Regions from separate parts of the Homo sapiens genome. Here region 2 is linked to region 1. The links are chromatin loops, found by intact Hi-C in ENCODE. Cell type or tissue: GM12878. All regions are shown on one strand. Each heading gives the region's core, and the rest is flanking DNA. Links, peaks and the distances in the headings are about the cores only. Region 1 has its middle 66 kb from the start of ASB9. Region 2 has its middle 120 kb from the start of ASB9.

What was found. Peaks named below come from ENCODE experiments on the same cell type or tissue, not always from the same donor. Only the 100,000 strongest peaks of a DNase experiment are listed, where the experiment ranks them.
Region 2: a loop joins it to region 1, with 5 times the contacts of the local background. A loop is called at or near these places in 4 of 110 quality-filtered maps.

The regions. Positions count from the first base shown.
Region 1 is chrX:15,201,539-15,206,931 of GRCh38, forward strand. No RefSeq gene overlaps it. Among named protein-coding and RNA genes, the nearest start is that of ASB9, 66 kb to the right of the region's middle. In GM12878, for the core only: no CTCF peak of the experiment used is centred there; DNase peaks (open chromatin) are centred at 1,393 and 2,843; H3K27ac peaks cover 913 bases.
Region 2 is chrX:15,149,046-15,154,438 of GRCh38, forward strand. No RefSeq gene overlaps it. Among named protein-coding and RNA genes, the nearest start is that of ASB9, 120 kb to the right of the region's middle. In GM12878, for the core only: no CTCF peak of the experiment used is centred there; a DNase peak (open chromatin) is centred at 2,616; H3K4me3 peaks cover 590 bases; H3K27ac peaks cover 729 bases.

The DNA.
Region 1 (5,393 bases), core at 221-5,220:
GTGGGAATAGGTGAGTCTTGATAAGGGAGCACAGGCCAGATTTGAAGGGCTGTAATTGCCCTGGAGGAGGCTGCTTGGTCTAAAGGGGATGGAGAGTCCCTGAAGGGATGAGGGTGGAAGTGTGGACAAGAGTGACCTGATCAGATTTGGTCCTTAGAATCATCATTATGGCAGCAAGTGGATTGACCAGTCAGAAGGTGGGAAACCAGGTGAGACATTATGGCGGGTGGGGTAGAGGGTTGAGGTTAAATGAATGGATTCAAGAGCTCTCTACAGAAGAAAGAAGAGAAAGGACTTAGACAGATGCTGTCCCTTCCCGACAGCACTTGCCTGCAGGACTTCAGGCCAATGTGCTTCCAGGAACCCCAGTTACCCTTCTACTGTCATGTCTCCTGCATTCAGCTTTAACCATGGGTAGAAGCACAGAATGGGAGTCAGAATCCCCAGTTTTTAATTCCATTTTTTCTACTCATAGGCTCTGATATCTGGGGTAAATTGCTTAACTTTTCTACTGAACCTCTGTTCCTGTGTCTATAAAATGAGAATTTATTTTTACCTTACACCATAAAATTGGTTTGAGACTCATATATGATAGTGCTATAAAACTGATACAAAAGAATACATAATTGTGTTGTACTATTATGCCTTTATGTCTAGCTCTTATCTCTGCCAATCTACACACACACACACACACACACACACACACACATACACACAGAGAGAGATGAAAAACACGCATGCACAGATACATTATATGGATGGGAACAGCTTCTTGACATAAGAGAAAATGATGTGAAGTGAAAGCCCAGGTCCTAAATTTGTATCTAACTATATCTATGACTATAAGCAAATCATATTCCCTTGAGCTTTCAATTAATAATAATAGCTAAAATTTACTCAGTAGAATTAATTAAAACTAATATTTTCTAAAAAGAAAAAAAGCTTTAACTGCTTTGCATTTTAACTTATTTAATCCACACAACAACCCTGTAAGGTAGATACTGTTATTATTCTTCCAATTTTATAAATGAGGACACTGAAGCAGAGAAATTAAATAGTGTGCTGAAGCCTACACAGCTAATAAGTGATGGAGCTGGGATCCTACCATAAGCAGTCTGTTTCAAGAGCTCACGCCCTTAACCACTATGCATCACTTCTAGATACAGGAAGATTATTTGCAGATAGGTGTTTCATTCTTGTTTAAACAATGGATTATTTGTATTCTCCATTTTCATCTTTAGCTCTCTTTGGTAATTTGCTAACATTTAGATTTATCTTATTAATTTCCTTGGAATAATCTTCCCATCAGTATTTCAGGCTAGGCAAACTCTACAAAGACACGCTATGAGTCATCCCTCACTATTTCAAATTACTTGACACTTGGTGACTTCAGCTATTTCTCTAGGAAGCCAAGTTTCTCATTTCATATCCCAGTAATTCTCTGAATGAAAGTAATTTCTAAATCCACCCTCTCAATTTCCTTTACCACTTGTTTGTGGTCACCAGTTTTATTTGGCCCTTTCTGCATGTTCTTAAACATAATCACACATGACCTCATCCAGCAGCCTTTCATTCTGGTAAGCCACAGCATTTCTCATTCCCTGCCCTAATATCTAAAGGTAAATAGAAAAAGCAAACTCTACTTTAATGAGGATTTTTTCAATGGATATTTAGTTTTTTATATTCTGTCACGTGCATAAAATGCATATAATACATTGAATTTAGAGTTTTTCTCATGCTTTTCTAAAAATAGATCTTGAGTCTCTCTATCTACACACACACACACACACACACACACACACACACACACTACATCTTTTAAATTCTTTCACCCTCATCAGGGACCAGTAAAAGATTTTCTAAAACTCAACAAATACCTTTGACATTTCACCCAAGTATTCACTCGTAGCTTCAGCAATGATGAAAACCATAGGATAACATATTCAGAAGTCTTCCCTTGTGCTGGGGTGGAGCTCTGTACCTATGTATAAACAGCCTATCTTCTACTTGGGCATAGTCAAGAAAAGTAATAACTGGTTAAAATCTGCCCAACAGTCATTTCACAAACTGTTTCTATAGTATTTAGTCCAATAGTTCACAACGTGGGGTAATTTGGCACCCCAGTGAACATTAACATTATCTGGTGGCATTTTTGACAGTTACTGTTGTTCATGTGTGGAGGGTGTTATTGGCATGTAGTCGGTATAGGCCCAAGTTGCTGCTAAACATCTAACAATGCACAGGACAACCCCTCACAGAACAAAGAATTATCCAGCCCAAAATGTCAACAGGTTCTCTACTTGAGAAGCTCTTACAACCTCTGTCAACCTTTAACACAGTTTACGCTTTTGCACAGTTCAATGTCCTAAAATGTGCTCTCCTAACAATTATGTAACATTTTAGCCTGCAGACAACTTCAGTGCAACTAAAGTTCCCATCATAAGTTATTCATTCTGGAAATAAAGGCATGGATACTATCAGGTTATAAAGGCAAATCAGGCCCCAAACCTAAAGTAACCAGCAAAATCAGCAATCCACAGCCCATTTTTGACTGTTTCTAAAATTCTTTATTTTAAAAAACAAACAAGCCAACCTAAATAAACAAGCCAATTTTCTTCTTGTAATTTCATTTCCTGTTCTCAGAATTTCAAGTTTCTAAGAGTTAGTGTCATCTGATCTCACTTTCGGCTTGATTTTGTTTTCCTGTGAAAGGATATGTCATATCAGCCCTCTTGAGTTTCTAAATGAGAGAATCTAATATTCTGACATATGACATAGCAAAAACTACGCCTCCAGATGAAATCTAAATCTGAATAATCAGAAAGAGGCTACGCTGGAAAGGGTTATGTCTTTTCAGTTCTCATACAGAAAGATACCCTTTATTCTTATCCACCTCATTTTCACAATGAGTTACACTTGGAAGAAAATGGCATCCTCTCAGTTACTGACAGCGATAGCTTTCTAAACCCAGTCTAATGGCCCTCCTTTGCTTGGCCTGGTGTCACCAAGGACTGTTGGCTCACTCCAAAATCAATCCTCTTGGCTACTCTCTTATTTTCATTATGAAGAACCCTTCAACCCCTCTCTGGGATGATATCCAGGAGCCACTTTGCCTAAACAAAGTCATTGATTTTAATGGAACAAATGAGAGGGTCAATTTGTATTGTATGGCACCCTGACAAAGATGGAAAAATGCTAGGACTCATTTCTCCCAAATTCTATCCCTAATTATAATAACAACTCTGCAAACAAAGAGATCTTTCAAAAAAGTAAATTAGATCATGCCACTCCCAAGCTAAACTCTCTTCCATAGCTTTCCATTACTATTAGGATACATTTTCAAATCTGCTGTACAGTCTATAAGACTGTCTTCTAATCCCTGCCTTTCTCACCAATCTTAATGCACTCCCTCTCCATTGAATTCTGTTCTCTCCTTTCCCAGATCGCATTAAGTCCTCTTGCCTCTTCCTAGAAAGCTCATCCTCCTCACACATGACATCTTCCTTTGCTTAGCTAACTTCTTCTCATCTTTCAGATCTTGATTTTAATTCATTTCCTCAAAAGAGTCTTTTCTGCTTTGCATCACATCTGCTAAAATTTTACTGATACATGGCCAAGGCCAAAACCAAAAGGTGAGAATATATACTATGATAAGGCCAGTGCGAGAATATGGATATAGGGAAGGAGGAGGAATTGGGACCACATTTCTCCTCCATGTGTGTACAGGTGATAGGCATCTAAAAGTGCTCATCTGGACATAGTCAACTCATGTATAGAGTTGGATGGTTATCACTTTCAGCTTCCCCCTGTAAGCATGTCTTTTCTTTTTAGACAGAGTCTCGCTCTGTCCCCAGGCTGAAGTGCACTGGCACGACCTTGGCTCACTGCAACCTCCACCTCACCTCCTGGGTTCAAACAATTCTCCTGCCTCAGCCTCCCAAGTAGCTGGGACAGGCGCGCACCACCACACCCAGCTAATTTTTTTTTTTTTTTTTGCATTTTTAGTAGAGATGGGGTTTCACCATGTTGGCCAGGATGGTCTCGATCTCTTGACCTCATCATCCGCCCGCCTTGGCCTCCCAAAGTGCTGGGATTACAGGCATGAGCCACCACGCCTGGCTTTGTAAGCATGTATTTTACCCGAAGCCCATCACACCCACACAACAGCTTAGAAATATCTGGTGAGGTTCGTTCCTCCAAAAACCTCAACAGCTTAGTCTTTCTCTGAAATTCCAATGAAAGTCAATCTAATAGAGTAATTAAATACAAGAGGCTGGAGACAGGTCCAAAAGCCCTTCTGAACAAGAAAGTAGCTGTGTGCCTGAAAAAGTTAAAAACAGTCCTATTGAAGTCAACTCTGATATTCTCAACTGACCATAAGTAAAGCTTACAAAAAATGAACTATGTTTCCATAAGGCCACCTTATGACCATGTCTTGGAGAAGGCTAATTCCATAACCACAAAAATGATTTAAAACCCCTCTCTTCTCATCACCATAAGTGACTGCCACTTCTTTACCAATGACCATTCAAGCCTTGCTTTAATCTTCCTGCCTTCTAGATTAACATTACTAAGATATTCAGTCACCAAATTGTCTTGTTCTATCTTCTTGTTAACAGAGAATCTAGAAGAGGTCTTGATTCCTTAAATTCTTCTTGGAAGATTTAGCACAAGTCTAAACCCTCTAAGGAGGGCCTTCCAGATCTGGAGTTCTTCTTGGGGGTGGTATCCCTTAAGGCACCAAGCTCAATAAACCTAATTTGTTTGAGTGAAGATGAGTTCTTGGGGGTGTTTGGTCAGCGGGCTTCAACTTGTTCCCTTTAGTACTCATTCCTATTCAAAGAGTTAAGTGCTCTGACATAGACCTGGTTTAAGACACACTGAATTACAAGCACAGCTCAATAGCAGAAAGGAGCCTTAAATGATATCACCAAGTGAATGTAGGATTTAGCCAGACTAGGCAATGTGCCAGCTACTAGACAGGTGCAGGAAGCAGTCACTGATAAAGCACCATGTTTCTCTTCTATAAATTCTGAATTGAATAGTCAGTAATGTATTCAGAGTGCCTGAATTTATTCTCCCATTAGTGCCTAGACTTCCAACAAGATAAAGTTAGGTTCTGTAGGATAAAATGTTTTCCCCCTGTATTAGCTCCTTATCAGACTCAAACCTGCACAGAGTAAGCAAAATCAGTTCTCACAGGAACTTAGAGACCCATTCGTCAGAGATAGTGTGGCCTGAATTCCTGGTTCATTTACCTTCACATTTTTTCTTCAGTGAGTATTTTATACTCTTTTTATACAACATTGCTTTCATTTGCATTCATTGAAGAGTGGAAATGAATAGTGAATTCTCTCTTCCACCACTTTTTTCCAGATGCCATCAAAACCACA
Region 2 (5,393 bases), core at 124-5,123, 53 kb before region 1:
CCAGCTACTCGGGAGGCTGAGGCAGGAGAATGACGTCAACCCAGGAGGCGGAGCTTGCAGTGAGCCGAGATCGCGCCGCTGCACTCCAGCCTGGGCGACAGAGCGAGACTCCGTCTCAAAAAAAAAAAGAAAAAGAAAAGAAAAAATCCCAAGTTTTTACCATGGCCCACAAGACTGACTAATTCAGCCCATGGCTACTTCTGTAATTTCATCTACTTCATGTCTCCCTTTTTTGCTACACTCCAGTCACACTGCTGCCTTGCTGTTCCTCTAAACTTCCAAGCACCTCCCTGCCTCAAGGCCTTTCCATTGGCAGGCCCCTCTGCAGGAAATGCTCTTCCATCAGTGAACCCCATGGCTCTCACCCTCACTTCATTCAAGTCTCTGTTCAGTGTCATCTCCCCAGAGCAGCTGGTCTTGGCCATTCTCTCTGAAAGAGCAGTCCTACCACTTTTTGCCCCTTCTCTGTTTTATTTTTCTTCACGTCACTTAATATATTTGTCATTATATATCTATTTGTTTATTAACCTCACATCAACCTTTTTTCTGGATTGTCTGTTGGTAGTCAGAACCATTCCCCCCTCACCTTAATCTGCTCTTTCCACAGGGGCTGGGGACCTGAAAACTACATTCTTCTGAGTCTCTTGCCTACTGTATTCCACTCCAGGTTCTGATAATGAGAATCAATGAGATTTAGAAGGCAAGAGCAAAGTAGAACCATCATTCCTTCTTGGTTGATGGCAGGCAGAATCACAGCACAGATGAGGTTTTGCAGCAGCTTCCTGCAATTCCTGACCTGGTCAGCACTGGCAACATCCTCAATCCATGAAACCTAGTGACAAGACAGGGATCTAGTGTGCGTCTTCTCTGGCTCCTCCCACCTTTCTAATTGTTTTGTAATACTCAATCCTTGCATTAAATTCCTTGAATACCTAGAGTGGTTTCTGCTTTCCTTACAGAATCCTAATACACTGCCTCTGTAAAATGTAATAACTTTGAGGGAAGCTACTTTATCTTTTTCACTCTCAAATCCTTCCCCTTCTCAGCCTGGCTCTGTGACCCTGGAGAGTCTGTGCTCTCTTGCCAACTGGTTTCCACTGAGTACAGCCAAAGTAAGGCACTGCAGAAACATCAAAAAGTGGGAGATACTTCTTATTTCCTTCCCACTTTTCAGTGTCAATAATAAGATTGAAGTTTTCATGGCAGAGGAATGTTCTTCTCTTTTTAACTATATTTTTCTTCACCATTATTTCTGATCATTCTTTCTTACGTTTCTAGTAAATGGCTATGCGTAGCCTCTTTTTTTTTTTTCTGTTTCGCTTATTTTTCCTCTCAAAATGTCCATCTTTTTTTTCTTTTAAACTTTCTCTTCCAGGAAAAGTCCACAATTTTGTCTTCTAAATTACACATTTTCTTTTTAGTCATGTCCAATGTCAAGAGAAATTCTAATAAGTACTTTAAATGATTAGTTATATTTTTAAATATAACTTTTAAAACTATACATATTTGATGTATACAACTTGATGAGTTTGAACATATACATATGCCTGTGCTTATGAAACCATCACCACAGTCAAGATACTAGACATATTCATCACCTCCAAAAGTTGCCTTGTTTCCCCATTCCCTTTTTTTGCCGGTGGTAAGAGCACTTAACTTGAGCTCTACCCTCTTAGATTTTTAACTGTATAGCACAGTATAGTTAACTCTAGGCACAAGGTTGTACAACAGTTCTCCAGAACATATTCATCTTGCATAACTGAAACTTTATGCCTATTGAACAACAACTTCCCATTTCCCTCTACCCCACCCTTTGACAACCACTAATATACTCTCTGCTTCTATGAGTTTAACTGTTTTAGAGATTTCATATAAATGGTGTTATGCAGTATTTGTTCTTCTGTGACTGGCTTATTTCACTTAGCATAATGTCCTCAACATGGATAATGTTCATGTTGAGGATAATGGATAATTATTCATGTTGTCACATATGGCAGGATTTACTTATATTTTAAGGCTAAATAGTATCCCACTGTATGTGTGTGTGTGTGTGTGTGTGTGTATGTATATATATATATATATATATGTGTATATATGTGTATATATATATATATACACATATATATATATCACATTTTCTTTACCCATTCATCCATCAATGGATATTTAGGTTGTTTCCCTATCTTGGCTACTGCGAATTATGCTGCAATGAACATGGGAGTGCAGATATTTTTTTGAGGTCCAGATTTCAGTTCTTTTAAACCTATACCCAGAAGGAGGGTTACAGTTATTTCTAATTACCAAGATCTTGTTTGCTGATAGAATTTTTTATTTAAGCTGTATGTTCTGCTTATGACTGCAATATTTGTTTTAACTTCCTGAGATTATTAATCAGACTTTCAGTTCCTCTTCATTTCATATATACATACATTCATACTTAATCCTGTAGGTTCATTGCTGTGCTGATTTGCTTTGGAGCCCATCTTTCATGCTGTTGGTGATTCTTGGCTGCCCATTCCTGCCTAGAAACAACAATATAAATTGATGAATATTGATACCTAGTGACAGTTTCTTCAGCAACAGAGGATCACTGCTCCCCTGGCATTCCCCGCCCCCACCCCACACTCCCTCCCACATTTCACCTATGAGTAAGAAGTCAGGCTTCCTGTTGTGTCTTGATTTCACCCTTTGTGTGGTGTGTGAGTGGGAAATGGAAAGTGACTTCTCATGAAAGATATATAGCTGGAGGACAGGAGTCTGAAGATGTCTCTCCACCGAGGAAATAGCAAGTTTCTCTGGAGTTGAGTTCTTGAAGGATTTTCACCTCCACCAGAGACAACTTCTCTTTTCTTTACCATGTTAATTGTGGCCACAAGTTCCCTGGACTCTTTTTTCCCCTCTGGCCCTATTGACCATACTAGGAACTCCCAGCAGACACCCACAGTGGTAGTCCCTCTGTAGTCACCCAGCCGCTCCATCAGACACCAAGTAATCTTGTCTGTCCCTCTGCAGCCTTAATCTTTCCTGTGAAATCCTTTCTACTCACTTCTCTGCAGTCTCCTCACCGGCTTGAGTGGGTTTGAGGATTTTCCCCTCTGCTTTTTCCATTAGTACAACTCAATTTTTTAAACTCCCAGATATGCCTCAAAATGTATGATCTGATGGTGACACCAAAGCCTTTTTCCAGAGCTTCCATGAATTTACTATAATTCTTACAATTCTCCAACACATCAATAGAGTTTTCAAGTACAGAAAAGGATGAAGTTTGTCCTCTTGACACAGAAGTAACAAATTAGTATTTTGCAGAGTGTTCTCTTTCATAGGATAGATAAAGTAAATTATTATTTCTTACACCTATAGAATCATGGTAAGGATGTCCCCAAAAACATTTATTTAGTATATTCTCCTTGTTCATTTATTTCTTCATCATTTTTCCCTCTATATGAAAGGTTCAAGATCTTCTATAACAATTTAATTCTAAAGTTCTTTTTGCTACAAAGAGACAATCATCTCATTAGATTAATAAATAATGTGTACAACTCTAATAATATTTTTCTATTAATCTTTAGCAAGGCATGAAATTTAATCTCTTCGGTATAATAAACTTCTGGAATTGATTAGTTCTGACCATGGGACTACATAACAAGGCCTATACTTCTATAAGACATTCTGTGTGGAGAGTTTCATATTAATTTCTGAAGTATTTGGGTTAATGGTATTTCATTAAGGAACCCTTAACAAATGCATAGTGTTCACTTTTACAGAGGGACTTAATGGAAACTTAATGGATTTATTCTATTACTTTGCTCATTTAAAAATGTTCTTTAGTTGGATATTACTATTAATGGACTTATTACACACATACATACATTTCAAGGAGTCCCTCCAATTATTCAGAATTTAAGCATTAAAATTTATCAAATCCAATGGGAAAAGCAAAGATGGAAACAATTACATATTTATATAAGCAACTTTGAGTTTAAGATTGATATTACAAATAAGTAGCTGAGCTCTAATAAGGAAGTTCCTCATATATATTTGTAAGTGAAAAACTGATCACTCATTCTAATTTTTCTTCTTTATACACAAAATTAATTATTCATTCATTTATTAAACAAACATTTGTTTGGTCCTAATAATGTGTGAGCTACTGTGATAAAAAATGAAGGAAGATTTTCAGATCAAATGAAAGAAGAAATAAACAGTTAAATCAATAGCTACACTAGAATGTTTTATGTGCTAAAATAAAACTAAGAACAGGATGCCAAGGAGCAAAGAAGGGAAACTCATCCAACTTGAATGAGAAGGAAGGCAAAGGAATTCCAGAGAAGGTGACATTTGAGTTGATTCTTAAAATTCGGCTTGATGTTAACCAGGCACACAAGAGCAGGAAGGATGCCATAGGCAAAGGAATACTGAAACATGCAACAATGTGTGTTTCAAGAGGTCATAGTGCACAGTGGCATATTGTCATAACTTGAATTAACATAATGGCAATGAGAATGAAGAGAAGAGGATGAATTAAAGAGCTATTTCAGATAGCTTGATGTGCCTTGGATGATTGATCATACGCAGAATGGATTGTTGGAAAAGTCTAGGGCATTTACCAGATTTGTGACTTGAGCAACAACAGCCTGTATGCTGGTGCCATCTGCCATTGTAGGGAATACAGGAGTAAAAGTGGGCTTGTCGAGGGGTGGGAAAAGTACCATCTTGGACATACTTTTAGGAGATTAAAAAATCCAGATGTTCCAGACAGCTGGATATTTGACACAGAAAGAGATTTGAACTGACTATAGAGTAGTGATTATTCATGTTTTCCTTCAGGATATCTCCTTATTACATCTATGAAACCAAATTGTCAGATAGGTAAAAATTTATTTTTGCCATTGGGGAAAAAAACTATTTTCAAAATTAGTGTCTGGTATCCTCATCTGCCATAAAACATGCAGAGCTAGTGTTTAATTAAAGCTTGATCACCAGGGAACATCCCTAAATTAAGATCTACATGGTTCTGTTGAAGAGTAGACATTCCTGAAACATTGAGGGTATGGAAGAGGATTTACTTGGCATTGGTATGACTGGAGAATTAGTTCTGGCAAAGAGGTCGACAGATGACCAGAAAATTGAGGGTTCTAAAGCAAGTGATATGTATGAATGTTCATAGCAGCATTATTTATAATAGCCAAAAACTGGAAACAACACAAATGTCTATCAACTGATGAATACATAAATAGAATGAGGTATATCCACACAATGGAATGTAATTCAGCAGTAAAAATGAATAAAGTAGTGATACATGCTACAACATGGATGAAACGAAAACATTATGCTAAGAGAAGGAAGCCAGTATGGTATGATTCAATTTATACGAAATGTCCAGAACAGGCAAA